6 separate regions of the Mus musculus genome follow, and all the other regions are linked to region 6. Evidence: chromatin loops called from intact Hi-C (ENCODE). Cell type or tissue: left cerebral cortex. All regions are shown on one strand. Region 1 overlaps Ptprk (protein tyrosine phosphatase, receptor type, K). Region 2 overlaps Gm30228 (a long non-coding RNA gene). Region 3 overlaps Ptprk (protein tyrosine phosphatase, receptor type, K). Region 4 overlaps Ptprk (protein tyrosine phosphatase, receptor type, K). Region 5 overlaps Themis (thymocyte selection associated). Region 6 overlaps Themis (thymocyte selection associated).

Region 1 (5,000 bases), 350 kb after region 6:
TTTCTTTTCGTTTTCTTCCTTCATTCCCTAGCCTTTCCTTTCTTCTCTCCTTCTTTTCCTTTTTCCTCTTTTCCAGACAGTGTCTTGATAAACAGTTCTCCTCTATGAGTTTTTCCTTGGTCTCCCCAGATAGACAAAAATAGCATTATAGCTATCCAACCCTCACAACTCTGTGTTTATCTTTGAATATTCAATGGGCAAGAAGAGACAGCAAACAAAGTCAGTGAGTGTATCCAGTTTGATAATACCGCTGTGATCAAAACTGCCAGTGTGTCCTACAAACATTACTGGTATGTGTTCCAAACCCCAAAGGACAAAGGACTTATAATGGAGTATATATTTCTGTTGCCACTGCCACACAGGCTGTTGCTTAGGTGACACTAAACATAATAACTTATGAAGAGATTGGGTATATCATAGTCAGACAGGGCTCAGCACATCACTCCCTTTCTTCTGCCTTGGGGTATGAACAGACTTTTCTCCACATGATTGTAATAAATTGCTTTTATGTAATTCTGGATCTGTCTAATCTTCTCCCCATCCTGTCCTTCTTCTCCTGTTAGCCAGGTTTCACATTTTTTTTTTTTTTCTGAAAAACGAGGCTGTCTTTAAGAAGCATTTTATAAATCTATCTTCAGTGGTTTTATATGTTGATAAGAAATAAAGCAATATGCATACAATTCCTTCTCAAGAAATTACTTTGAAAGTATGTAAACTAAAGAACTGGGAGAGGAACAGGTCCTTCTGTTTCTTCACTGGGACCAGCGATTATCGTGCTCCTGTGTAGATCTTGAGATATTCTGATTTCCTGAGAGTAGTCCCAGTTGACTCTCTGTAGGCATTACCAGACTCTACTGGTATGAGGCTCATCCACGTTAAAGCTCTGTGTCGGCAATGGGAAGTGTATTGCTGATCTGTGTGACCTTTTACTACTGGTCCGCATGTCGTGCAATTGCGGTAAAATTATAAAATTATTTTTGTTGCTACTTTATAACTGTGATTTTGCTATTGCTATGAATCTTAATGTAAATATCTGTGCTTTATACTGGTCTTACATGATACCCTGTGGAAGGGTCTTTTGACCCGCCCCCCCCAAACTGTCATGACCTACAGGTTGAGAATGCTGCTAAACTTTGGTCAAATGATGGTATTAGAGAAAATCCCCTGTATGTACATACATTCATCTTCACTCTTACAACACAACAGACAGGTGAACAGAGTTAATTTGGAAATTCTCACGTCTCTAAAGACAAAAATTTAAATCTAGAACCCTCTTCTACCTGTGTGCTATTTGTATTTAGGTGGGGCTACTAATTTTTACCATGTCTCTGTTTGGAGCAACCTAATTAGTCAATTACTTTTAAAATAGGTGTGTGTGTGTGTGTGTGTGTGTGTGTGTGTGTGTGTGTGTGTGTGTGTATACAAGATGGGTTGTTAATCTTGAATGTCATTTTGATGGAAATTATTACCATGAAACAAACCTATGGGAAGGTCTGTTGGGCATTATCTATAAATTCACTGAAGCAGAAAGACCTTTCAAAAATGATAGGATGAGGATCCCAGGTCAGAGAGAGAGGCAGAGAGAGGCAGAGACAGACAGAGACAGAGAGAGAGGTTAGGCAGAACACCAGGACTCTTAGCTCTCTACTTTCTGCATGAAGACTGCTATGACCGCTCACTTCCTACCTACTCTCTCTGCCCTGCCTCCTGTTCCAGAGAAGTAACTCTCAACTGGTAATCCAAACAAACCCTTTCTCTCTTAAACTGCTTCTAGCCAGGCATTTGGTCATAGCAGGTGGTGTGGATGGTAAAGAAGAGTGAGAAGAGTAGAGCCTCCTTAACTATGGACAGCCTTTGCATGTACGCTATGTATTTAAAGGGTATTGGGCACTTTTCTTTGCCATAACTCTACACTGGCTACACTGGTATGCATAAAAATACAACTTGCATATAAAAGCAATACTCACACCCTCATGGCCCTCGTACACATTGGTTGTCTTCCAATTAAACTATTCTAAGAGCTAATATGACTCATACAATTGGTTGTCACATACTTTACATCCTCTCCCAGGTGTCACCTTACAGACTCAGTTATACATAAGCAACCATTTCCCACATAGCTTCAAGCCCATCAAAATGCCAGTGTTCGTCTGGATTTGAAAATTGTTCAAGTTTCTCAACATATTCTTTTTACCCTACTGCCTTATCTCAAATAGAAATAAATAAATAAAAACAAAATAAGTCTTAGAAAAGAAAGTCTTTCAAAGGGAAACAGCATGGGAGGAAAAGGCTAGGTTGTTTCTCACTTGTGTCCCGCTGAGCGCTCCTCTTCAATATTCATTTGGGATCAGCCCCAGTGTTCAAAAACAACTGTGTCCAAAATGGGAAAAGGAGGGGCAGCCAGGGACAGGGCCAGCCAACTTCAGTAATGGCTCAGCACCCAGCCTTAGCAGGCAGCCTTCTGTTTAGGTTCTGTCAGCTGGACCGCAGGCGTCCCATTACTTTGTAATCAGAGGATTGTTACTTGTTATTTATTATTTGGCATGTACCCCCTGAAAAGCTTATAAGGCCTTTATTAGCCCAGTGTGGAACGCGCATTCTGTTTATCCTGAAGTAAATTTAATCTTTTGAAGCAGCCACTACTGAGCAAGTGAGGCAGAACAATGCAGGGAATTTACTGAGGGTGGAGTCCTGGCGGCAGCACACCCACCTTTTCAAATCACTTTGTTCACAGTTGCACTGTGGGCATTCCTGAAGAAAGCGCGAGCTAAGGCAGTTACTAGGAAACAGGAATCCTGTGAAATGCTGCTGGCTCTCAGCCTCAGTCCTTCAGTCAACTTGCAAGAGCTGGCAACAGAAGCACTACACATCCATTTTCTTTCCCTTTGTTTTCTTTTTCAATTTTCCTTGACAAACGCCACTGAGTGTTTATAAAATATAGCCACAGCTTTACTTAAGATCAAGGGGAAAAATATCCAATCTGAGAGTAATCTCACCTTCTCCACACTGCTCATCGCTTGGAAATAGATGTTGTATCCTTTGCGGGGGGCCAGGGGAGGGTTCCAAAAGCCTTTATAGGTCCGGTTGTCACCCACGGTGAAGGGAGCAGGCTCGGGAAGATTCCCAGGGGGAAGTTCTGCGGCAAAGTAATAGGGCGCGCCCCCACTTAGGGCGTTCTGGTATGTAACCGGTACCTGGTAGCATTCCATGGCCCCTGCTTCACGCTTCGTTCGATGTGGGTGTAGCTGCTCCACAACAATTTGATAAGCACTTTGGGGGAAAGAAAGAAATGTTCACACTTAGTATCTAACATATTAAGATGTTTGGAGAAAGGAACAGGAGGTTCAGAGTGGGCAGGCGGCTTCCCAGTGCATGTAACCATCATTAAGCCCCTTTCCCATAAAATGGTGTCTCGAGAGTTCTGCTGCCACAGTGGTGAGCTTATCAAGGAACTAAGACAAGTAAGAAAAATCACCTTAAAATGGTTCACATTTTCAAAGACCGAAAACTAAGCCTCTCTAATAAGGACCTGGCTTTAACCAGAGTCATATCATAGATTAAGTTCTTTGTCTTAGTTTTTTTTTTTTTTTTTTTTTTAAATAGAAAAAGTTAACATTTTCTCGTGAAATTACATCAGGGAAGGCGCAGCTCCAAGGCCCAACAGAATGGTGGCCTCCAGGAGGCATTGGAAGCTACGGTCTGCAGTTGTCACAGGCTTGGACACTCGAGGCGCTGACAGGCTTCTCCACCTCCTGACCTCGCCTGCATCTCTACTGCCTCACAGCTATGCAGATCCGAAGCACAAGTGACATGCGACAGGGCGGGCACAGATGGACACAAATCTGTCCCCACAACAGAAATAGACTGGCTCCTTCTTCAGGGCTTGTTAATAATAAAATGTTACAAATTGGAGAGACAGATGGCATTTGGCCTATTAAAACTCCAACCTGAATTGGGAATCCTTTTCTTAAATACATTAGAACTTTTCCACAACAGCTTTTATGTTGTAAGGTAAATGAAACCCCACAAATTTGAAATAAAGATTTATGTGATCATTTATTTGTAAGGTTCTCAAATTCATATGTCAATAATGTCCTTCCTTTGTGGAAAATGTCTCAAGTGAAATAATCTAGGTAAATATTATCTAAAAGTTTGCCATTACTACTAATATATTTTCCATACTTTGAATGTACAAACAATTAATATATTTTAGAATTGTTGAAAACTGAAGGAAATTCACTGTGGCTTTTAAATTCAGTGAGAATAAGTTGTGGGTGAGGTCTCTATGTAAAAATCTTGAGACTTTAAGCAAATATATTTCATCTAGGCCAGTGGTTTGTGACTCCCACAGGGGTCACACATCAGATACCCTGCATGTCAGATATTTTTATTATGATTAATAACAGTAGGCAATGTACAGTTATGAAGAAGCAATGGAAATACTTCATGTTTAGGGGGCGTGGTTACCAGAACATGACAACTGAATTGAAGGGCCCCGCACTAGGAAGGCTTCAAACCACTGTTCTAAAATGTGATCCAGGCTTTCTAGAGAGGGATGACAGCCAGCATTCAATAGGTCTGTAGTAGGGTGGAAGATGCAAGACAGTGCTTTTTGTTAAGGAATTTCCAGAGAGACCAAGAGAGAAAATCAAGTGTGCATCTAGGAGATTGAAAGAAATTCAGGGTTTAAAGCAACATTCCAATTTAAATATGAGCCATTATACTTACAAGCAAGAGACTCCACAGCCTCAAAGAAAAGATGATATTATTTAGAGTTTTACTTTCTTCTTTAATATTGAAGTTTCTGTTTGTTTTCCTGTTAAAGTACTGCTAACATGTCAAAAGGCTGCTGCCTATTTCTTTCTCTTTTGAAAAAGGACATAGATGATATCAATGGCAGAAACTGAGATTTGAGCTTGTGACCAAGGCAGACATCTGTTATTTTACACTATGGAAACTGTACCTCTGCCAAGTTGGGTCACCACGCTTGGAGCAAAGCT
Region 2 (5,000 bases), 1.1 Mb after region 6:
CTTTACCCTACACAAATACCATCAACACCTTTATGTGTAATTCCTCCTAAGAGAACCTAAACATAAAGAATTTGATCTTCAATGTTTTCATAAATTGATGCTAAAAATAAAATATTTATAAATACAAAAGGATTTCAGAAATTAACTTAAATCACCTAGAATTCTTAATGTCTATCTTTAATATACAACATACTAAGTATCTTTGAATCACATAGAGCTTGACGAAGAGTGCTTGGCCAGGCTAGGCTACTGAACAAGACCCTATCTCACAAAGAAAAAAAGGGAAAGAACAAAAAAGGACTGTCAAGTAGAAAATAAAACAAACCATTTTTATTTAGACAAAACTGTAATAAATTGATTTTCCAATATGGATTCTTTTGCAACTATTACAAGTTTCCTTACAGCCTAGTTCTCCAATGCATAGCATTGCCTAGCTAACTCTCCTGTCTTTGTATTGAGAGTGTGTGAGTGTATACTTGTATGGGGCATCTTTCCTGTTATTTAGTGAGTAGGGGTTGCCTACTCAGTGTTTTTTGGAGGCTTGCTATGCTTACTAGCAAAAGTTGTTTGGGAAGAAAGCATAATAATGCATGCAAAAGTAACTCCTAGACTCTCTATGAACTTTGAAAGCTGAATTTCAAAGAGGCCATTTCAGTGTCTTATGAAATTAGTCACTGGAAGGAATTGATGCAGCTTTTAGAAGAAACAGCAGTTCCAGGAGGGTGTTAATACTCTGCTAGAATGAGCATCAGTAGGCAGGTAAATCAGTCATACAAAATGAAATTATGTATGCACCTATTAAGGATTACCTCCTTGCTAAATAAATGAAAATTTTTTATGATGGACATATTGCTAGTAATTGAAAGTTCTTGATTGCATGGGGTGTAAATGACAGCAGGAACTCAAGGCAACCTGTTTGAATAAATTCATAAAAATAGACTGAAAATGCAGACTTGAAAAGGATTTTTTGCTTGCCTCTAAGTGTTGGAAGCCAGAGACATAAAAGATTTAAATAAAACTCTCAGTGCTAAATTATCTTATAGAGACAAGTCTTGTTTCTTGGTAATATATATAATTCTTTGCTTGTACTGTTTTAAATAATTTAGTGTGTATGATCTAAATAATTTACACTTACTAGTGTGAGTAGAGACCTTAACTGAGCACTGGTTATGAGACATGAATGGGTCTACTTGACTTGATGAGGGATTGGGTACATTTCAGGAGGTTGGGGAGAAACTAAAAGGGAAGTCTACTCTCAATCAAGTAGAGGGGAACGAGTAAGTGTGGAAGGCTTGTAGTGACCATTTGGATTGGTACACTGTCCATGGAGAAACCATAGGTGTAACCCAGGAAAAGTTTTGTTTTATGGAAACATCGCAAGCAATCAAATGACGCTAGACTAGTGGTTCTCAACCCATGGGTCACAACATGTTGTGGGGGCAAAAGACCCTTTCATAGGAGTCACCTATTCAATATCCTGCATAGCACGCAATTACATTATGATTTGTAACAGTAGCAAAATTAGTTATGAAGTAGTAACAAAAATAACGTAATGGTTGAGGGGCCACCACAACATGAGGAAATACATCAAAGGGTCACAGAATTAGGAAGGTTGAGAACCTCGTCTGTAGATTAGAAAAATGCAATGGGCTATGTCCTGCTGGGGGAGTCAGGATCAGTGATGGCAGAAGCTCCATTGTCTGCTGAGTTCTACCTGCTATGGTGGATGGCAATTTGGCCACCACATTCAGTTTCTGTCTCGGTCTTAATTGTCCCATCGTTCTGTACATTGATGTGTTCTATTTCTTTGGGTAAAAGAAAATGGCAGAGCTCTTCCGATCTCAAACCTGGTCTAAGCAACTCTTACGTATAACTCTGAAACCCAAAATGTAAAAGAAGAGGACCGAGTGTCAGATTTTTGCTTAGCTCTGTGCTGATACTGAGTTTCAGTCAAGAATATTAATAGGCAATGGCAATAAAACATAATAGAAATGCCAGAAATTTCCTAAAATACTGCATTTTTTTCTCCTTAAAGAATTTCTCTTGAAGTACAAAAATTTCTCTGTCCCAATAGGCCCTGTTGCTTTCTTATTTTTGGCAGAGTTTCCTCTTGTTGAGAGATAATGGGTTCACATGGTACTGCAAGTCTCATCTGACCCCCTGCTTTCATTTTATTTTGTCACAAGTGACAGGTGTCTAAGCAGAACGACTTTCATTTTTCTTTAGGACTGACGACCTTGAGCTTGTGGAGGTGAAGACTACAGCGGAAAAAAACCCCATAAAACAGTAAACTATTCCTTCAGGATTTTCTTGTTCTGCACAGGTGAGGCTCCTGCCTTGTCTTAAGCATAACTGATCTTCAGCTGAAGGGGAGGTCATAGCTAGGCTTAGCTTTTCCCTTAGCTTTCTCTTTGCCCATTCAAGCAAAACTTGAGCAGTTCCCTCTTGCAGTATTTCTTTTTAATTTGTATCTTTGATGTCATTGAAAAGGCATTTCAGGGGTGAGGAACTGTTGCCATGCTCAAGAATCCCTTAAAACATTTTTATTATTTCTTAAATAATACTAACTTTTGTATCTAAAGACCATTAAGGTCAATAAAGCTAGTTTTAGAACACCCACTGATGGAATTTCTGGAGCTGTGCATGAATTTAATTTCTGAAGAGCAACACTAGGGGTCGCCCTTCCTTATTTATTTCCGTCATTGTCCAAGTCTAATTGACATTCCATTAATCTCCAAAGAAAGTAAACACTTTTGTAAGAAAAAAAGCAAACGACTTTCATTCTAAAAATTTTTGTATTTTTGTCTCTGTCTTACAGAGAAGACCAAATTTGTAACTGAACTTTATGAATATGAAACCACTATTGAGCATTTTGAACAAAACAGTTAGGGAATAAAAAAGAAATCTGTTTGAATCAGATCTTTTAAAACAGTAAACATTTTAGGGTTTTTTTTTATTTGAATGTTATTATTATTATTATTATTATTATTATTAGGTATTTATTTCATTTACATTTCCAATGCTATCCCAAAAGTCCCCCACTCCCTCCCACACACACCCCCCCACACCCACTCCCACCTCTTGGCCCTGGCGTTCCCCTGTACTGAGGCATATAAAGTTCAACAACCAATGGGCCTCTCTTTCCGCTGATGGCCGACTAGGCCATCTTCTGATACATATGCAGCTAGAGACACGAGCTCAGGGGTGGCGTGGGGGTGGGTGGGCACCGGTTAGTTCATATTGTTGTTCCACCTATAGGGTTGCAGATCCCTTTAGCTCTTTGGGTACTTTCTCTAGCTCCTCCATTGGGGGCCCTGTGATCCATCCAATAGCTGACTGTGAGCATCCACTTCTGTGTTTGCTAGGCCCTGGCATAGTCTCACAAGAGACAGCTATACCAGGGTCCTTTCAGCTAAATCTTGCTAGTGTATACAATGGTGTCAGCGTTTGGAAGCTGATTATGGGATGGATCCCCGGATATGGCAGTCTCTAGATGGTCCATCCTTTCGTCTCAACTCCAAACTCTGTCTCTGTAGCTCCTTCCATGGGTGACTTGCTACCAATTCCAAGAAGGAGCAAAGTATCCACACCTTGGTCTTCGTTCTTCCCAAGCTTCTTGTCATTTTAGTGTTTATATAGACTTCAAATAACTAAATTTAAAACGGAGTTTTCCACATAATATTATTATTTTGGAAATGAATAAATACCTTAACAAAACAGTATTGACAAAATATTTAAATAACTAATGATTACATATAACTAAGGATTTAAACATGTTGTCTAAGGATAAATTTTTTTAAAAAAATTTTAGATTTTTAGATTTTTCTTTATTTACATTTCTAATGTTATCTCCTTTCCTAGTTTCCCCTCTAAAATCCCCTATCTCCTTCCCCCTCCCCCTGCTCCCCAACCCACCTACTCCTGCTTCCTGGCCCAGGCATTCCCCTATACTGGGGCATAGAACCTTTAGAGAACCAAGGGCCTCTCCTCTCATTGATGACCAATTAAGCCATCCTCAGCTACATATGCCGCTAGAGCCATGAGTCCCACCATGTGTTTTCTTTGATTGATGGTTTAGTCTTAGGGAGCTCTGGGAATACTGGTTAGTTCATATAGTTGTTCCTCCTATGGGGCTGCAGACCTGTTCAGCTCCTTGGTTGTTTTCTCTAGCTCATTCATGGGGGATCCTGTGGTCCGTCCAAAGGATGGCTATGAGCATCCACTTCTGTCTTTGTCAGGCACTGGCAGAGCTTCTGAGGAGACAGCTATATCAGGCTCCTGTTATCAAGCTCTTGTTGGCATCCGCAGTAGTGTCTGGGTTTGGTGGTTGTTTATGGGATAGATCCCCAGGTGGGGCAGTCTCTGAATGGTCATTCCTTCAGTCTCTGCTCCAAACTTTGTCTCTGTAACACCTTCCATGGGTATTTTGTTCCCTCTTGTAAGAAGGATTGGAGTATCCACACTTTGGTCTTCCTTCTTCTTGAGTTTCATGGGCTTTGCAAAATGTATCTTGGGTATTCTGAGCTTCTGAGTTAATATCCACTTATCAGTGAGCGCATATCATGTGTGTTCTTTTGTAATTGGGTTACCTCATTTAGGATGATACCCTCCAGATCCATCCATTTGTCTAAGAATTTCATAAATTCATTCTTTTTAATAGCTGAGTAGTACTTTATTGTGTAAATGTACCACATTTTCTGAATCCATTCCTCTGTTGAGGGACATCTGGGTTCTTTTCAAATAAGGCAGCTATGAACATAGTCAAACATGTATCCGTATTAGAAGTTGGATCATCTTCTGGGTATATGGCCAGGAGAGGTATTGCTGGGTCATCAGGTATTACTATGACCAGTTTTCTGAGGAACTGCCAAACTGATTTCCAGAGTGGTTGTACCAGCTTGTAATCCTATCAGCAATGGTGGAATGTTACTCTTTCACATCCTTGCCAGCATCTGCTGTCCTGAGTTTTTGATCTTAGCCATTCTGACTGGTGTGAGGTG
Region 3 (5,000 bases), 770 kb after region 6:
TCAGTGTTTTCCCAGAACCTCAACAGCCTGCCTGAAGCCTATCACAAAAGGTGAGGTTTAGACTAGGGAAACTGAGTTTTCAGTAACCCAACTTACCAAAGCATTAACCACAACCGAAAGGTCCCCATAAGAATAGAAGACTACAGACAGGCACACTTCTCACAACAGACTCTGTAGCACGTGTCTTATGAGTAGCTGTGATACTTCACGGGTATTTCCCTGTCATGTTTGTACCAAGTGGAGTCCGAAGTTGGCAAAGTTTCTACCTTAGCCTTCATACCATAAACACCCAAATGTAGCAACTTCCAAAAAGATTTCCAAAGTCCAGTTGTACAGAAATTATTCTACTTATCTCAAAGTATCAGTCAACCTGGTATTCAAATTTTCTACCTCCTCTTACCAAAAAGACTATGAAGTCTTTCATGCATCAGAAACAGATACATGCAAGAAACAGTCTGTGCCATTAAAAAAAAAAATTATTCAATGGCTATGCAGGCTCATTTGGGCTTCAGTTGAAATTAAAAAGTAGTCTGATTGATGCATTATTCAATAGCTTGTAATCAAAAACCATTTTAAGATATATGGTGACTTGATATGCTTTGTATAATTCTTCAGTAACTATGACAAACGGCATAGATTATGATGAAAAACCAAATCATGTTCAAAAGCAATTACAACCTTTTTAGGCAGAGAAACACCATTTGATAAAGGGACACAGACCAGACACACATGATCAGCAGGGAAAGTCTGAGGGGGATGCACACAGGGAGATGTTTACATTCGCAGAATAGGAAATGAATCTGTTTGGACAAAGGCTGATTCTAGTAAACAACTCAGAAAATAGGAATCTTTTCCCTCTTCTGAAAATTGAGTAAATGATCTCATATAAGTATGCACACACATACACACACATAAAAATACAAACACACACACATAAACATACACACATACACACACATAAACACACATACACACACATAAACACACAAGCACACAAACACACACACACATACACACACATAAAGATACAAACACACACACACATAAACATACACACATACACACACATAAACACACATACACACATAGGAACACATAAACACACATACACACATATACAGAGAGGCACACTGCATTTTTAACTGTAAACAGTTTTGCTATTTCCTGCTTTCAACCTTCAGCAATTCCCTGTCCTCCCCTCAATGAAGAACAAGTCTAGGAAATGGAAACAGTGCCGACTCACACTCAGCATGACCTACTCTGTCAAAACACACAGAAACACACTCGGGCAGAAACAGTAAAAGGCAGTTGACAAACATTAGTGGGAGCCAACACACTTTCTCTACATGGAACTATAGCATGTAAACCCTATTTGAGGATCCAAGAAATACATACTAATACATCAATGTTGAACAAAGGGGTTGTCTTAGATTTGGGTAGCGGACTGGTCATACGTCTAGTATTTAAGAACATATATAAAGCAGCTCCTAGAGATATTTGATGAAAACCAAAAGCTTCTGATTTTTGAATATGCATGTGGGGCTTAGTTGTTACCAGCAAGGCGTGGGAGGGGTGTGGAAGAGGGACAGAGGAGCAGAGGGATTGATTTATTGATTTATTTTTGAGATTCACATTCATGAACACAAAGAGAAGAGCTGTCAGCAACACACATGCCAATGACCAAACAGCAGCGAAACCTGCCTCTTCCCGTCTGGGCGGTCCAGACACAAAATGACATCTCACGAGCAAGGAAATTCAGATATAAGGGAACCAGTGAGAGAGAAAAACAGACCTGGAGTACAGTTTGCAATTGTAATGTAGTTAGACACTGAAGGGTACCAGTCAATCAAAACTAGAAAAAGAAATGGCAAGCCTTAACACAGACTGGCTCCGAGTCTCCTCCCAGTAGACAATAATAATAAGAGAAAATTAAGTTTGAACTAGAGACAAGAAGACAAACACAAGGCAAGTGGTTCTGTTCAGATGAGTTGTAAGTTCCTAAGGGATGAGAAGGGTGATATGCCAGGACCTCTTCCAAAGCAGCTTTCTCAGGCTTACTTCATACAGACACAATAGTCCCTCTCTAGGTCATTGATAAGACTGCATCCAAAGGCACATGTAATTCTCTGCACTGAGAAAATGCTGAACCAGGAAATTTCTTTAAAATAACAAGATTCACAAGTATTTTTCCTGTAGTTAGGATACTAGAGGTATTAACAGTGACTCTTACATAAGTATAATTTTTGAAAGATGTGCATAGCTAAGCTAAAAATTGATCAAAGATGATTTCTATCATAAACTCATGGTCAGAATCAATTGTGGTGAAAATGGATGACTAGTGGAAGAACTCTCTCTCTCTCTCTCTCTCTCTCTCTCTCTCTCTCACACACACACACACACACACACACTCCTTGCTGAACAGCCTATACTTGCTGAGAAGAGAGTTCTAAGAGTTTAAAAGCCATAAAAGCTGAAACTCTGGCACTGGGCTACCATAATTTATGATGATTACACCCCAGGTTGCTGCACCATGCTCTACAGTTGACAGTGCACATAAATGACTTCACTTGATCTTCATAAAAACTATGTGGAAAGGTCAGGACAGGTATTATTATCCCCATTTTATAGATGAGAAAGCTGAGTTTCCAAGTGAGACTGGTTTTGTCGGGTTTGGGTTCTACAATAAGCTTGCTTCCACAGTGATACCAACATTAACAGCTACACAGCCTAGTAAATAGACTGGAGTAGCAGACTGGTTTCCCACACTTCAGTTTTCCTGGATAGAATACAGATAAAAGTGTCATTTTCAGAGACTCAAGTAAAAGGTAAAATGTATAGATAAAGTCGTGGCCTTAAAGATGTTTACTGTGGAGCACTTTTACACTTGAACTGCAGACAGAAAGGAGAAGGTTGCACTCTGAAAGTGTTAAATGTGTGACTGAGACACACACAGAGATCCAATGTATATATGACATACACACATTCCCAACTACACTATCCTCCCAAATGTGTAGTTATGTTTCCTACATTAACAGCCACAGAGTACTCCTGGAAAGTGGTGAACCACCCTTGGTGATCATGTTATAAAATGCATATATAGTAGGATGAAGTACTTTAGAATTTAGAAAATATGTCTCTTCAGCTCTTTAAAGCATGTTCATTTAAATGCCTCCAAAAGTTCCTCATTTAAAATAGAATAGTGGGAAGGGGGGAAGCAAGGAACAAAACAAAGCACTTCCAATTTCTTGTCCCTAGTCAATGCTTTTTTTTTTTTTTAACAAATATGCCATAGAGTTTAATGGCATTACAATACCAAATGATTTATGACAGCCAGAAGAAAAGAGATGTCTACAAAAACCAACTTTCAATCTCTGGAGAAAAACAGATAGGTGCGCAATCTGACTTTAAACTCAAGAGATAAAAGGCCTTCATTTGTGGGCAAACATAAGGATGAGAGCCAGATCTGTGGAGCCTGCATTCATTATAAACTCCCAGAAACAAATCTGCACAGTGTGATGAGGCACTCTCGGTACACAGTGATTAAATGATAAATAACATTTTTAAAGAGAAAAAATTCTCACATGTTGAAAATCTATCCATCAGCTGCTAAGACATCACTAGTCTCCAGTTCTAAATACATGTGTTTAATCATGTAACTGGTAAAGTTCAATTAACAAATAACATGCCTCCTCAAGCAAGGCTCTCCGTGAAGCGACAAGCACCGTGTAGAAATCAATACTCCCTCCAACTTGCTGCATATAATGAGTTACATCAAGCATGGTTCCAATACTAACAGCATTGTATGGCAGAGACACTCGGTAACGCGGAAACCAGAAAATTAAATTAAGTCGTCGGAATTCATTGCATAGAGCTGGTGCCTTCTGCACACCACCCCACACACGGTCTTTCCTTTGCCTGCTACCATTTCATAGTCTCTGCCTACGAGGAGGATACACTCAAGCTCCAGACTCCGAGGTCTAACTCCTAAAGGGGAGGGGGAAAGAAAAGCTAAGGGACGATTTGCTCCGGAAAACATCATGGTGAGTGTATTTCCAGGAAATCGAGCAGTCTCAACAATGAAACTATCAAGTACAAAGTAAGTTCTGTCTTCCCATCCTGCTGGTTCAGCCAGGAGCGCGGCTGTCGCGTTTCCCGTCACCCTCTGGCCACTCTGTGTTTCCACAAACACTGGGAACCAAGGCAGCAGCGGATGCGCCCTCCAACCTTGCTGGGCTGGGTGGGTTAACCAGAAAAGTTGTAAAGCCTTGTGGGAGGCAGAGGCTTAAACCTGGGAGCCCGCTCCCCAGCGTCCACCTGGTGAAACTTCAGAGCCGGCAGATACATAGAAGCCAGCGACCTACAGGCAGGATATCAAAACTGGACGGGAACAGAGACCACCAGTCTGAAAGACCCGGAATCCTGGGACTTATCTGAGCGGTTTTACTTAGAACTCAAAGGGATAGCCTGGAATATCGCATCACGTCTCACTCCTGGGTTGTCCAGGAGAACAGCGAACGTTCCCAGCCCAGGTCACCCAGGCGGACTCAGGGTGGTGTGGAGCCAGATTTGAGCTTTGTGGTGGCTTCGCCCCATAAATAGGGTAAGCCTTCCGGGAATGGGAGCCCAGAACTCGCTGCCCAGGACAGCTCTGAATCTACCCTTAGAGCTACATTTACAAACGTCGTACGGACTCTGCCAATGTATACATACAACGTGCTCCACGCTGTGTGCTCTGTAATCTATCCAGGAGCAACTCTGAACCCTCAGCAGAGGAGGAAGGAGCCTCCAGGAGGCACCGGGAAGTAGCTGGACAATAGTCAGAGGCGGTTATACCCGGGACAAAAAGCACCTGGCAGAACACACCGAGATCGGTCCCTATGTGTCTCCACAATTCTCACAAAGACTTCCCGGGGAAATTTTGAACAGTCTGGCGACAGAGAGCCACTAGCCAGCTCAGCGAGCCATAAAATCGTGGTCCCGGGAGCCCTAAGTACTTTTTC
Region 4 (5,000 bases), 360 kb after region 6:
TAAAACCCAAATATAATGTGTGTTTAAAAATTAGAAGTGAAATTGGCTTCCACAATAAAACTTAATTAAACACAGCTAAAAGTAATTCTTAGTTTTGTGGCATAGGACACAGAACAACTGCCCTTCCATTTCAAGGAGCAGAAGTGAATTCCGCTGTTGCACAGAGAGTATGTGACTTATACTGTGGACAGTTCACTGATAAGATGCTTATCAATATGGAGCTAGAATCAAAGCTGCATACAATAGTCTGCCGTGAGACTTAACAACAACAATACAATTACCAAGCTAATCTGTGAGTGTGGCTATAGGTTTACGCTGCATAAAGCATTGGGACAAGAAAAAAGCAAAGTAAACATCAGTACATATGTTATTTCATATTTTACGAATCTATCCTTACAGCTGCAGGAGACAGACACTCATCTCTAAAGTTTCAGAGTCATGTGAAAACAGCTTTCCAAGATCCTTCCCCATTGAGACATGGCTTGTTCTATCCTACTGCCAGCATTCTGAAAGTCAGAAGAGTTATGGTAGTCATTTTTCCTGATGGCCAAGCATTCCAGGTGCTTTGTTTATTCACTCCTAATATGTAAAAGCCCGTTCTCTTATCTTTTTCCTTCTCTCTATGTAAGAGTTATCGGGCTACCAAATCACCAAACTCAAAATCCCGGCATTAGCTTAAATCAGTCCTCACTCCCTGTAATCTTTCCCCATCTTTCAGCGTGCAATTTTGTCTCAGTTTTGCCCTTCATCCTACAAGTCAGACTCTATCCTTTAGACTGGGATTAATATTATCCTGAATCCCTGTATTTATCTCTTTTGCTCTCACTATTTTCCAATATGGACTATTCATTTGAAGTTACAAGGACTCCTGTGATCTACATGCCATACACATTCGAGGGCTTCCTCATCCTCTTTACAGTGTTAATATAAAGTTAATGTACTTCTGTCCTGACTGCTTCCCTCTGAGTATAGTCTTGTAGCTCCAACTCATACTTCCTTTGAGGTGGAGGGAATGGCTGGAGAAGTCATAATTACACCACATTCTCTTTAAATCTCATCTCTCATCATTCATTCATGGATACCATTCATGATGCCATGGCCTCATTGTCAGGGGGGACTAGGCTCAGAAAATCTGGGACTAAAGCAGTACTCCAAATCACTTCTTTGTGATCTCTTTGAACACCCATAATCTCTTCTCAAAGTGAACCTTGGCAGACTTCATTTCTTCCCCTCCTTAATAAAAATTTCTCTCTGTGTTATCAGGCATTGTATTATCAGGGAGTCTCTCACACTCCACACTGGATGCCTATTTCAGATATCCAGATGAACTCCTGGTATGCAAAGATTGCTATGGAATCTGTGAGTTTGTGGGAATCACTGTTAATTTAAGTTTTAAAATAAGCCTATGCTAAATAAAGTAAATGCACTAGTGCTGAGTAAGGAGGATTTCTTAGTTACTGTAACAGAGGATCTGGAAGGAGAGCTTCTCATTAAGAAGTTCAAGAAAAAGAAAGCCCATTTGTTGTAGGTTTGGGACAAATGGACCGTGAAATGTAAGCTAATAAACACTAACAGTATCACAGGAAGGGAAGATAGACCCAATATTCAGGATTGATGACTGAGGACTAGTGGGAAGCTTTCAGGGTTAGCTGGAGGTTAAGAGATCTGATATTTTGGGAAGACACAACGTAGAGCAGCAGTAACATTGACAGCAGAGGGGGTAACTAAGCCGCAAGAAATTAAGCAGAAAGTAAATACTTTACAGGAAAGTCGAAATGGCATGATAGGATCCAAGAAATGATTTATAGAATCAGACCACAGACTCAGTGCTAGGAAAATTGACCACCCCATCACATGAGACTCTGACTTTAAAGACATTAGGACACTGGACTACCTCAGAATCAGACCCCAGTGTCTTGCAGGCATGGTTGGAAGGAGGGAAGTTGTTAGTGGGGAAGAAGGTACTACTGGACTAAAGGATGCCAAAAGCAAGGGAAGCAAAGTCCAAACCCAGCAAATGCCAAACTGCAGTGCTGTCTACTTAAGTGTGTGTAGCCCTGCCTGCTGGCTCCACCTGCAGGCGCTCCGGGCAAATGCTGCTAAATAAAGATGGCCTTGACTGAATTAACATGTTGGCACTCTTACTCCTCTTCCCTTTTAGGAACATTCACTTACTAACTTTGGCAAATGCTCACAGTAACTTATTTCTTATTCGAATAGCCTATTTTATAAAGTCAGTTTTCTGTTTGTGCATATGTTTTTGAGTGTGGTATAAGCAAGTGTACACCCATATTCATGCACGTAGAGGCCAGAAGAGCATGTTGAGTTCTTTCCTTTATTACTCTCCACCTTATTTTTGGATAGGGTCCCTCACTGACCCCGAGGCAAGCTATGTCAGCCATGCTGGCTGGTCAAAGAGCTCCTGGGATTGGCCTTTATCTGTACCCAATTCTGGTACTATAGGCAAATATAGTATTACTTGGCTTGCACAGGGTTTATTGGCCAATTATTCAAACTTACATCTTCTTGTGTGCACAGCAGGCAGTCTTGCCTACTGAATGATATCTCCAGTCCTTCAACTTGTTTTCTGAGAACTACTCATCTGTACTATATAATTTGCAGTGCCTAGCCAGTGGGCTCAATTCCAGGAATTGCTAACAAATACAATGAGGCACATTTCCATGCCAGGGAAAGATAAATGACTATTAAGAATTATTTTTGTATAGTTGCTGGTTTAGACCTTATGAATTCTTAGTAATTAGAAATCATGCATATATAAAGGCAAGCAGAAGACAAGAAAGTCGTTTAATCAAACCCATAGAAAATACACAGAATTCCTGAGCACTGTCAATTAGCTCAGGATCTACATGATAGAATGACCCCTGATACCCTAAGAAACCTGGGAAGAGACACTGTGTTGTGTTATGATCAGTGTATCTTTAATTTATAATATTAAGATGGGTGACAGGCACTTAATAAATGGTCAAAATTTGCAGAAAAAAATTTGATTAAGTGAACAAAGGATCATATAAGTTATACAGCACAGCCTGACAATAATAATGATAATAATACCTGAAGAAAAAGATGGCTTCACTTAACATTTTTAGGGATTTCAAATAGTTTTAAATTTTATTTATTTATTTATTTTTGTTTTGCTGACTTTTTTTTTTTTTTTTTTGAATGTGTGTCTGTGTAGCACATGTGTGCAGTGCCCGAGGATGCCAGAGAGAATATCATATTTCCTGTGACAGGAGTTTTAGATATTTGTGAGTCAACAGGTGAGTGCTAGGGGTTGAACCAGATTCTTCTAAAGGGCTGTTAGTGCTCTTTCCACTGAGCCATCTCTCCAGACCAAGGCAAACTTTAAAAGAGAAATACAGCTACCTGGAATCCTCTTAAACATCAGGAACTGATTAAATGCCTATGGTGTAAGTTTTGTCCCTACTAGGGACATGTGAATGGCGATGAATACGTGCCAATAGAGAAGGACACCAAGTCCAGCTGAATGAGACATTTTCTACTCCTCTTCATACCAGCAATCAAAATGATTTGGAGATCGATTCCTGAACAGCACTGTATACTGACTTCAGATGTTCAAGTAGCTGATGTTCCAGAGCATCTATGTTACAGGCACACTAGCGACCTCTCTTGTTCTGGAATGTGGTGGTGCACTGAATTTTAGCTAGATGGGGATTGCAAGTTTTCTTTGTGACTCATGTTCATCAACATATTTTTTATTCATGAAAAAATACTGTACAACTCTGATGACAAAAGACATCAGTTTCTTTAAGTCAAGGATATTGGTTTTACATACAGAACAGAGACTGACCGGCTTTTGAAAGGATTTATAAACAGCACAAAACTCAATCCTGCTCTCAGATGTGCCTTACCTTTATACCTATATGGTTTTCTTATTAATATTGATTAACAAAATGCCCACATAGCTATTGGTTGCAATCAGAATTTTGAAGGTTCATCTGTAGTTGTTCAAAATATAAAAAGCTGAAATAATTTTATTAACCTCTAAAAATGACATGGACTAGTATATTTTTTGACATGGATCAGATTTTTTATTGGAGAGAATAGCAGTAGTAGGTAATAGGAAAGATTTTAATATTAAAAGATAAAGGAACCAGTAAGCTGCACTTTATTATGAAATTTCTGATAATTTAAGAGCTGAAAGGCCACAGGGGCTTGATCTGCTTTTATTCTTCTGCATTTCTTTCAAAATCCTCACGTGATTTTGGTCTCTCACGTGAAATTACTCATAAGAGATACACAGAGTTGGACAAGAATTACTTCCTCAGATTATTTGACAAATACCTTCAAGGTACAGATCCCAGTAGAGGAAGTGAAATGAAACAGAATACAGACAGCAATAGTCTTAGATGGGACAGAAACACCCTTGGAAGTCCCCTCTTAACTACAGGTCTATTTGCAATCTTTGTTCAAATGAATAACCATATCATAGGAAGAAAAGAACCATAGGAAGACACTTCTCTCACTGGCAGCTTTTCCTTTTGACCATTCCCACCCCCTTACCTGATAGGAGCACCTTTGGCTTGTGCAGGCCTCAATAGTACTGTGATGGTGGTGGCAGTTTCATTCAGAGAGGCATCAACTCCTTCATAGTCAGGTAAGCTTGGAGCTGAAAAGAGATCAACGAGGCGAAGCGAAAGTTCAATCGACTCATAGCGACATATTATAGGTTGCTATGAATAAATGATTTCCCTTAAGGGGAAATCAATTTAATTCCTAATTAACTGCAGTGAACCTTATTTTATGGCATGACACAGAACCTTAACCCTAGCAGAAGAAGCTAGAAAGGGGACGTTGTTGGATTTTAAAAAGCTGTCTGGGGACTTGCACTCATATTCAAAAAACTTTGGGTAGATACTTTAATTTCAGCTTCTCAAGATCTTTAACCCAGCAAGGAAGGGGTGGGATTGGAGGAGGAGACTCTGCCCTAGCTGCGGAGTCACACATGAAGGCCTGGGCTG
Region 5 (5,000 bases), 110 kb after region 6:
GCTTAGAAAGAGGCACGAATAGAGAACAGCAGCAGCTGGAGAGTTGCCCATTTTCAAACAGTTTTTTTTTTTTTTTTTTTTGATAAAACACTGGTCTAATGCTAAAAACAATGAACATATAGGTGGAAAGCAAAATACTGTTTTAACCTAGAATTTTAAAATCTATTTGTCTTTCAGGTGATATATGTGATTGCTAGAAACTTAGAATCTATGTCTTAAATGTGCAAGACAGGTGACCCCAAAATTAAAACAGTATATTACCACAAAAGACTGGCTTTCTTCTGCGTGCTAATTTGTATTTTCTCCCATAGTTTGTACAGGGATCCCTTTTTTGTCAGGAAAATATTTTGTCTAATAGTCACAGCTGAGTTTAGTTTGCATAAGTGAGCACAGTGGGAATGGCACAGCTTATGAGAATCTGACCCAGAAAATGTGGAAAACTAGTTCCTGCTTTGGAAGCAAGTTCTGTGAGACAGAGTTCTGTACAGAGCCACTCTGAACTCCCCTTTGTCCTCCCAGCCAGGCAGAAACATCTTGCTTCTTTTAACAAGCTTTCTTCAAAAACAGATCAAGATACTACTTACCAGAAAAGTATATTTTAAATACACTTTTGCATAATGTTTATCAGATTTTTAAGAACTCATACTTCAGACAAATGAAGAAGTGCCCATGATTATAAGCTGTGGAAGAGATACACACTTCAGTGGGAGGGTGAAACATAAGCAATCTCTGCTTATCATAGGCTGACTGCTTCTGTGAGAAGCACCATGACCAAAAGCAACTTAGGAAAGGAAGGGTTTATTTCAGCCTACAACTCTCAGGTCCCAGTCCATCAGTCAGGGAAGTCAGAGCAGGAACTCAAGGCAGGAACTCAAGGCAGGAACCAAAGCAGAGGTCCTGTAGGAGCACTGGCTTGCTTTGCATGGCTTCCTAAGCCTGCTTTTTATATTGTACAGACCCACCTGCCCACAGGTAGCACTTCCCTCCCAGTTAGCAGGGCCCTCCCACATTAATCATTAATCAAGAAAGCACCCACACTTTGCTTATCAGTTAATGCTATAGAGGTATTTTCTCACCTCCTCTCAGGGGATTGAATGTGTGTCAAATTAACAAAATAAAACAAAAACATTTAGCCAGCATCCTGTTATAGGACCCCAAACCTTAGTAGACCCCCCAGACCTTAGGACAACTGACTTTGTGATGAATTCCCGTTCAGTCTGTAAAACTCAGTAAGTTTGCAGCACCACCTGCCAAACCTAAAATAAAGCCCACTCCATCAGAGTCCGTATAATTCTGGGAGCATTTCAAAACATACTTAACATGCTCTTTAGTAACTTTGCTTTTTTCTTTAGTTCTGCTCCCGGCTAACTATTCTTGCTTCTTGAAGTGTCAACCAAGAATATGTTGGGGGGTTTTTTGTGTGTGTGCTTAAAAGCTCACCTTGAGAAAGCCTCATGGCTATATTAGCATGATCTGTAGTTCCTATCTGGCTAAGAAAAGACTTTCTATTGGCTTAAACCCATGTATGAGCAGTCTTTTCTGGTGAATATCCCATAACACAGACCCACTGAATGTAAGATTACAGTTATTCCATGAATTAAATATACCAGTCTCCAAATAAATTCACTTAAACAAATGTTAATGAATTAGGCATTTCAAAACCCAGGCAAAAATCACATATTTATTTGATCATTTTTATCATTTTATCAAAACCAATTTTATTTAGAAGCACTTTATTGAGCTAGTTTTAATAAATAGTTGGCTAATAATTTTTAAAACTTTTTCATATGCTCAAGAAAGCATGTAAGATGTTTTTCGTCTGAAGTTGCTGAATTTGGAGGTGAGTTTGTTTGTTTGTTTTTTGAGACAGGGTTTCTCTGTGTAGCTCTGGCCATCCTGGAATTCACTCTGTAGACCAGGCTGGCCTCGAACTCAGAAATCCACCTGCCTCTGCCTCCCAAGTGCTGGGATTAAATGCGTGCACCACCACTCCCCAGCTGGAGGTGATTTTTAAATGCAGTACTACATAATACTTTAATGGACCTATTAGAAATGTTTAATTTGTTATGTAATTCATTTCTACTAGCCAGAGCTAGCACACATTTAAATAAAAGCCACTTACTAACTACATGACTTTGGACTTTACTCTGCCTCTCATTAACACAAGTGGCAAATGTGAATGGATATAACTTATACATACACACATGTATTCAAAATGGTGCCTGATGCATCATCGCATTACCTTCATGCAATGTGCTAGGAGAGCTCAGGGTGTGTAGTAACAGGGGCTAACCCACCCCTGAGCTTTGCTTTTACATCTTCTCCAGGCTCCCTGCCTCCTGAAATAGGATTTCTGCACAGTAACACAATTCATAGACTAGGATATAAAAATACAAGGAGAAACATTTCTTCAATCTAGTCTTGCAATTCTAGCAGCAGTTTTATGGGTCGATTCAGATATCCTATGAGCCTATGGTTGAGAGACACAATGGAAAAGGTAAAAGATTTATAAGGTTTCAAGGGAAACCAGAGTATCAGAGATACAGTGTACAATTGCCGTTTGGGAAAAACATCATTGCTCATCATAAAGATGTAGGGAAACAATTTCTTACAGGGTATTTCTCATGGCTAACCAGGAGATGATTGTTATTCACACTTCCTCATACCACAAAGGAGGAATAAATCTTTCAAGAAAGTAATCTAGGAATTTGGATCCTGTTTGTAAACCAAGTATGATGTGATTTACCAATCTATGCAGATAATGCAATCAGCGACCAAGCATCAGGATATATTTTTGTTGTGTTTGGCAGCAACTGCTAAGTTTTCCAGCTCAGCCAAGAGAGCTGTCTTTGAAAAGAACAAACTGTTCTTCTTGGGCAGTTGGTTTATTCCCACAGAGAAATGTAATATTCACTTTTTATCTTTTAATGTATTTGAGCATTTGGGAGGTGACAAAATAGAAACATATGGAAGCATTATATTATAGTATATAAATGGGTGTGTGTTGAAAATTCGTTCTCCTGTCTACCTTTTAGCAAAGAAGATTTGTACCTGTTCCCTAAAACATTTCTCTCAAATCCCCACAAACCTTTCCTGCCTTGATGCTTGTTTGTTCAAGACAGAGTTTTTTAGAAGCATGCGTTTGTTGCAAAGGTCTGTATCTTTTGTCAGTGGGTTTTATTTACTTGCAAATGAAACTTTGTGGGATCATCTCTCCAGGTCTCACCACCAGCAATGAGTATCTGTATTTAAATACTTCAACACAGGGTGATGGAAATCATCTAAAATGATAAAGCAGGAGTTGCTAGAAGGTACTTCCTGCATAAGAACAGCAAACTGCTTCTTGGCAATTTCTAAGGAGGGCTTAGGAATTAAACAAGAAGTTGGAGAAATTGAAGAATTCATGTATGTGACTGAATCTCACAAGCAGAGTAATCAAGTACCCACTCTCCATTGTCTCCATCCAAAGTTTCATGGTAGTTTTGAAAACCAGCAGCCTAAAAGCATCATACTGTGGAAGAAGATGGCTGAAGGCTCTTCAAACACAATTCCAGAAAACTGCAATTATTTACTGTCTAGTACCTCGCTAAGCCACACTAGAAAGTCATCTTTATTTTACTAATTTTTTGTACATTCCATGGCAAAGAAATAAAATAAAATTTTAAAAACCCTTCTACTAAAAACATTTGTCAAAGACACAGTAGGTAGTACTTGCTGTCCTCAGCTGCCTGCAATAACAGCGAAGACCAAGGGTATGGCATGAGAAGTTTAAAATAACCAGGGTCCATAAGATGTCCTAAGGACACTGAAATGCCTCAACAAACTGCAGAGGGTTTAGAAGGCCACATACTCATCATGAACAATTATGCCCGTGTACAGGATTCCATGTTAAAATAGCTAACAATAAAGTTCAATGTCTAGGCTTCCTTGGCCACAGTTTCTAATGCATTTAATGGATTCTAATAGATTCAATGACATAACCCAAATAAAGAGAGAAATCGCTTAACAAAAGCTTAAGACTTATAGATTTCAACTGAAGAAAAAAAAGATTAAGAGTTGTCTGAAAAAACAACTTTTTTTTTTCTAAAAAAAAAAAGAAAAAATATTTAGTAGCCACACATAACAAAGAGAGTGGACTTTGGTAAGGAAAACTGGTAACCAGCTAGCAGTAAGAAGCCTCAAGGAGAGGAAGGGCAGGTTTTTTAGTGTGTCTACATTCAGCTCTTAGAAACATTCAGATTTCAGGGCCACGTGAGATTAACAGCGATAAAGGTTCCTGTTGCTGATCCTGGTAACTTAAGATAGATTTCTGGATCCATGCAGTAGAGGAAGATAACCAAGCACCAAAAGTTATCCTCTAAACTCTACATGATCACTGTAGCATGTATGTGAGCCACGCATGTTCACACACAAGAAATAAACAAAAATATATTAAAATATATTCAGTTTTTAAGAAAAAGAATGAATCAGACTAGAGAGAGAGAGACAGAGAGACAGAGAGAGAGAGACAGAGAGAGACAGAGAGAGAGACAGAGAGAGAGAGTGACAGAGAGCATGGAGCATACATGGGAATGGGGGAGGGGAACGAGGAGAAAGGGAGTGGGAAGGAGAGGGGCCAGAAGATGAAGAATCCATGAGAGATGGTGCCTGACAAAGCCTAGACAACAAACTTCACAGAGAAATAATTTGTGCAAGTTACGTTAGATTCAAGGAAATTTGGTTTATAGAGATAAAGGCATGAGAATGCTATCTTACAAAAGAAGATAATTAGTCATATTTGGAGTTAACTGTGACTGCCCAGAGTATGAAGAAGACAGAAAGTGAACATAACCCCAAGATCTATCAGACACAAATGTGCACAGGAAAATGGAAATTATGAGAGTATAAACAGAGGCATAGAAAAATCACAGATCAAGAAAAACTCGCAAAAACCTTCAAAGTTAGACTTTTTTTTAAGTGAATCTCTGAAAGACACTCAAATTAATTAGTCCAAACTATAT
Region 6 (5,000 bases):
AATGATGACTAAGGAAAAACTGGTGTAATGATCACAGGTTTAAAAGAAAAATGTTTAGGTGTTCATCACCATCATTTTCTTAATGCAGTAGAACAACATAGGTAAAGCAATCGAACAAAATAAGAACTAAATTATAAAATAGCAATTATTACTAATTAAAATATTGTTTATCTCTACTCCTCACTGGAACACTCTGATTAGGGCTCCTGATGCTGAAGGATGCTTCGCGGGTAACTGGAGAAGAAAGGTGATTATTAATTTCACCAAGCTACACTGTGACATGTGAGACATACTACTGCAATAGTTACATAAATATCACACATAGGTGTAGCCAAACACCAAGCTACACTGTGACATGGGAGACATACTACTGTAATAGTTACATAAATATCACACATAGGTGTAGCCAAACACCAAGCTACACTGTGATGTGCAAGGCATACTACTGCAATAGTTGCATAAATATCACACATAGGTGTAGCCAAACACCAAGCTACACTGTGACATGGGAGACATACTACTGCAATAGTTACATAAATATCACACATAGGTGTAGCCAAACACCAAGCTACACTGTGATGTGCAAGGCATACTGCTGCAATAGTTACATAAATATCACACATAGGTGTAGCCAAACACCAAGCTACACTGTGACATGGGAGACATACTACTGTAATAGTTACATAAATATCACACATAGGTGTAGCCAAACACCAAGCTACACTGTGACATGGGAGACATACTACTGTAATAGTTACATAAATATCACACATAGGTGTAGCCAAACACCAAGCTACACTGTGACATGGGAGACATACTACTGCAATAGTTACAGAAATATCACACATAGGTGTAGCCAAACACTTTTTTTATTTTAATTATTTACTTCCAAAATGTTGCCCCACCTCCTGGTCCCCTCAGAGAACATTCATGCTAGGCTCCAGTCTGCAAGCACAACAAGAAATCAGGAATCTTGTCAGAGTATGGTGCCTATGCATGGGATGGATCCCAAGTTGGGCCAGTCATTGATGGCCTTTTCTTCAGCCTCTGCTCCATTTTTGTCTCTGCATTTCTTCAGACAGGTACAATTCTGGGCCAAAAATTTTGAAGGTGGCCATCCACTTTTTAAAAATATATATAAGACTTCCTTCATTAGAAGGAGCCCATACCTAACTCTGATAAAACACACAAAAAACCTGAGATTAGTTAGGTCATAGGCCTGGAAGAAAATCATTATTCTGCTAAAGCAACATAGCGATAAAATGACTACTAATGACATATGGCTATATCCATAAAGAACTAACCCTTATCAGAAGGTTCTTCTTACTGTAGAAAGAAATCATCGAGGAGATTCTCAGTTGGACAGTGTGCAGGAAGGAAGAGACTTCGGAGCACTTGACCCTACATGGGATATCTGCATCAAATCTTCCCCCTCAAGGTTTATGTACAATGGAGGCAGAAAGGTTGTTAAGAGCCAGAGAATGAGGACTTCAAGGAGACAGTGCCTTCCTGACACAGGGATGATGCATATAGGAGAACACAGACACTGTTACAGCAGACACACACACACACACACACACAGGACCAGACAAAATCCCAGCACCACTGCTTTAAGCAATACTCCTACATGATTGACAATGATCCTGTCTTCTCCAAAGTTCAAAAATAAGTGTGGACATATCCATCAACTAGTAAAAACAACTTCAGAGATATTAGCCTCCTTATGTATAAGAGATTACTTTGAGTGTGAAAAGTTGTTATTGCAGTCTTTGAAGTTAGGAAAAAGTAACAATGTTGTCTGAAGTTTCTTCACGAGAGAAATGAATTTTATGTGTTTCTTAGCCTTAGGAAGTAAATAAAATAGAATATTGCTCACTTGTCCTCTGTGGTATTCAAGTTTTAATTAATTGTACACTTGCCTTAAACATTAGGTTATTACCATCGAGTTATGGGTACTAAGAACATGGAGCAGGATCCAGTAGGGAAGAGAGAGTGTGCGTTATTGTGCATGTATGTGAGTGTCACACAGAAACCCATTTGCTTTCATAATTAGCCAAATAATGCAAGTTAATAATGACATATATGTTAAAGTTTAGCTATAAACAACCAACCAGGAAGCTGGCTTGAGTAGTAACCTTATATGACCACCAGGTGGCAGTCTTCCCCATCGTGTCTGGCTTTTTACATCTGACAAAGCAGTGACATTATATCAGGGCATTGGATTTAAATGTGGGAAATTTGCCAGGACTCTTTGGCTCTGGGATTAAATGTCTTTCATCTGAAAAACTGACCTCCTTGGGCAAAGGTGGAGGAGGTTTTGTGGGCGGGGCGGAGTGTTTGTTGTTGTTTGTTTTGGTTTTGATTGGTTTTAGTTTTTTGGGTGGGGAGTTGTTTTGTTTCTGATTTTGGTGCTTTCTTTTTTTAGTCGTACAGACACCTTCTGGACTAATATTATTTTCATGAACTTCAGGTCACTCACACTAGAGCCTCCCAGGAGAGCAGTTGGCACCTTCCCTTGGTTGTGAGGACTCCAGGAGGCTGGTAAATGCACCTATAAATGCTTCAGAGTATTGTGTTTCTGAAATCACAGCCAAGTAAGAAATATTCAAATGCCACCCATGTCCTAGCTCCTCTTATCTCAGCTCCAAGAATATTTACTTAAAACATTTTCATTTTCTTGGCAAACAGCTATGTAAATACATTTAATTTTACCATTTAAAAAAATGCATGTGTCCCTGAGACATATGAGTAATGTGCTGGATTTGAGAATTTTGCTCTCTAACTACATAGGCATAAATGTATCACAGACTAATTTAAGAATTAAAGGCTTAACATCGTGATCAGTGACATTTGCATTCGGGAATTACAAGCAATAGAGAGTTCATCAGCTACCTTCACTGTAAGAGAGAGCTTGAATGCGTTTCCTGACTTGCAAATTCTAACAAATGCCTGCTTCCGACAGGGATCATCAGTATTAATGGAATGCTCTGTACGGGAATTCACATAACCTTAAGATGCTGTCTGCATTTTACACATGGAATAGATGGGCAACACCTCAGAGGTGGGCACTGAACACAGCAAGAGATAGGAACCCCAGGAAAATAACACCCCAGAAGGGAGAAAGACAGGGTGGTGTAGGGAGGGCCATCTTTCTTTTCTGGCCTTTTCTATCCATGTCTAACAGAGAAAAGAGCAGAGCTCAAGGACCCTGCTGTCCTTTCCTTCTTGTCCCTCACCACTATGAAAAAACAATGCAGTATGCTATTCATGTGGAGAATGCAAACTATTTTTAATACACCTAATATAAAGCAAGCATAGAAATTCAATATAAATTTAAGTAACAAAAATACTCATTACCCAGAACTAAATTCACAGTCATCCACAGAGAACTGGACTATGATCCAATTTCCAAGCAATGTAGCTATATAGATATGATCATACATAGAAAAAGAACTACTTTATATGGGGAGTTTGGGATCAAATTATTCAGGTAAGCAATGCAACATCGAGAGACCAGACAATAGCAAGTTCTACCCTACTTCAGTAGCAAAGAGGAATGGTTTCCACATAAAACTAGGGTTGCCAAGTGATCTCCTTTATATAGTGCCTCTGGGACCCCTGTTCCACTGCACATGCAAATTCCAGAGTACTGCCAGCAATCCTAAAGATTATTCTACATCCTACCTTGTTCTCTCTCCTGCTATGCACAGCTTTGGAATTCCACCAGGAAACCTCAGCCTTGACTGCTTGTAACTCCATCCTCCTATGCACAGTGCTCCTGGCAATTTTTCTGCTGGTTACACTTTCAACATCTATCAAGCCCTCAATACACGAATGATGAATTAATTAATCAAATAAGTAACTCATGGGAGGGTTTTTTGGCTAGGCTGTTTAGGCAAAACTTCAAAATGTCTGGCAAACACGTGTTTATTCACGTGTTTCGAGAAGTTCTGGAACACTGGAACACTACATTAGTTTTCATGAGCTACAGCTGCAAACTATCACACAGTCAATGGCTTAAAGTATGTTCCTCTGAAATGCCTGAAGGTTGAAAATGGTGGTGGCATCATTCTGCCCCTTGCCTTTACCCTCGTGTTCACTTCAGGATGCTGTTCTAGGTCTTCACTTCCTCTGCTTCCTTTTTCGGGGACACAGTGTTTGGATCCCCTGGTTATACAGTGCAGAGCTCTTCCCCTCAACTTTATCACATTTTTCTATATACAAGAATGTTTTGGGAGAGGATCATTGAATGAAGAGAGGATCGTTTGGGAACTAGGGCTAAGGGTAGGGAATGGACTTTACTTACAAGAACAGGAAGCATTGGAAGATAGAGAGAAAGAAGAAAGAAAGAATAAGTGAAACTTTAAAAGACATGTCTTATAACTGTCTCCATGAGCTCAGAATAAATGAGAGTGGGTGCAGGAGATTAGCTAAATTGCCTATCAAGCACGAAGACTCGAGGGTGATCCCCAGAACCCACAAAAAAAGGCTAGGGAGCTGCAAGATGCTAAAATGGTAAAGACGATTGTTACCACAGCTGGTGTCCTGAATCTAATTCCCAGGATCCACATGGTGGAAGGAGAGAACTAACTGACTCCCAATGACTGTCTTCTGACCCATCATGGGTGCTACAACACATGTCTGGACACACACACACACACACACACACACACACTGAGACAGAGAGAGGGAAAAAGAGAGAGAGTGTGTGTGTAAATTAAGGATGGGATGTATGTATAATACCAGGGTTGTGGACACAGATAGAGAAGGACCCTTGGGGATCACTGGCCAATCAACAAAGACTAGTTGAAGAGCTCCAGAAGAAACTCAGATCCTGTCTCAAAGGAGATGCTTGGCCTTCCTCAAGGTTATGCCCTCATTCTAGTCATGTGTTCGTATCCATTCATGTGCCTGCAAGTGTGCAAGCACACACACAGAAGGCAGAAGAATAAAAATGAAAGGAAACTGAAGGAGTAGGTGACCCTAGAAGACAGAAAGAA

Evidence for each region. Hi-C counts contacts between places; a loop is a spot of excess contacts. Peaks named below come from ENCODE experiments on the same cell type or tissue, not always from the same donor. Only the 100,000 strongest peaks of a DNase experiment are listed, where the experiment ranks them.
Region 1: a loop joins it to region 6, with 7 times the contacts of the local background. A loop is called at or near these places in 25 of 42 quality-filtered maps.
Region 2: it touches region 6 in a loop (2.4-fold over the local background); 6 of 42 quality-filtered maps call a loop at or near these places.
Region 3: it touches region 6 in a loop (3-fold over the local background); 3 of 42 quality-filtered maps call a loop at or near these places.
Region 4: it touches region 6 in a loop (11-fold over the local background); 25 of 42 quality-filtered maps call a loop at or near these places.
Region 5: it touches region 6 in a loop (2.5-fold over the local background); 6 of 42 quality-filtered maps call a loop at or near these places.

The regions. Positions count from the first base shown.
Region 1 is chr10:28,491,184-28,496,183 of GRCm38, reverse strand. It overlaps Ptprk (protein tyrosine phosphatase, receptor type, K), which reads right to left. Exons shown (of 32, transcript NM_008983.2): 12 at 2,997-3,270. Among named protein-coding and RNA genes, the nearest start is that of Themis, 170 kb to the left of the region's middle. In left cerebral cortex, a CTCF peak has its summit at 2,691; DNase peaks (open chromatin) are centred at 2,417, 2,763 and 3,187; H3K4me3 peaks cover 344 bases; H3K27ac peaks cover 1,088 bases.
Region 2 is chr10:27,759,281-27,764,280 of GRCm38, reverse strand. Gm30228 (a long non-coding RNA gene) reads left to right here. Exons shown (of 3, transcript XR_380228.3): 2 at 2,227-2,323. Among named protein-coding and RNA genes, the nearest start is that of Gm30228, 48 kb to the left of the region's middle. In left cerebral cortex, a CTCF peak has its summit at 2,668 (motif pointing right); a DNase peak (open chromatin) is centred at 2,659.
Region 3 is chr10:28,075,545-28,080,544 of GRCm38, reverse strand. The region is part of intron 1 of Ptprk (protein tyrosine phosphatase, receptor type, K); the gene reads right to left. Among named protein-coding and RNA genes, the nearest start is that of Ptprk, 3.2 kb to the right of the region's middle. In left cerebral cortex, CTCF peaks have their summits at 2,085 and 4,286; DNase peaks (open chromatin) are centred at 2,913, 3,520, 3,926, 4,788 and 1 more place; H3K4me3 peaks cover 2,787 bases; H3K27ac peaks cover 1,462 bases.
Region 4 is chr10:28,482,836-28,487,835 of GRCm38, reverse strand. It overlaps Ptprk (protein tyrosine phosphatase, receptor type, K), which reads right to left. Exons shown (of 32, transcript NM_008983.2): 11 at 4,543-4,648. Among named protein-coding and RNA genes, the nearest start is that of Themis, 180 kb to the left of the region's middle. In left cerebral cortex, a CTCF peak has its summit at 2,075 (motif pointing left); a DNase peak (open chromatin) is centred at 2,068.
Region 5 is chr10:28,735,967-28,740,966 of GRCm38, reverse strand. The region is part of intron 2 of Themis (thymocyte selection associated); the gene reads right to left. Among named protein-coding and RNA genes, the nearest start is that of Themis, 70 kb to the right of the region's middle. In left cerebral cortex, no CTCF peak of the experiment used is centred here; a DNase peak (open chromatin) is centred at 2,809.
Region 6 is chr10:28,841,498-28,846,497 of GRCm38, reverse strand. The region is part of intron 4 of Themis (thymocyte selection associated); the gene reads right to left. Among named protein-coding and RNA genes, the nearest start is that of 2310057J18Rik, 140 kb to the left of the region's middle. In left cerebral cortex, a CTCF peak has its summit at 2,131 (motif pointing right); DNase peaks (open chromatin) are centred at 2,157 and 2,676; H3K27ac peaks cover 347 bases.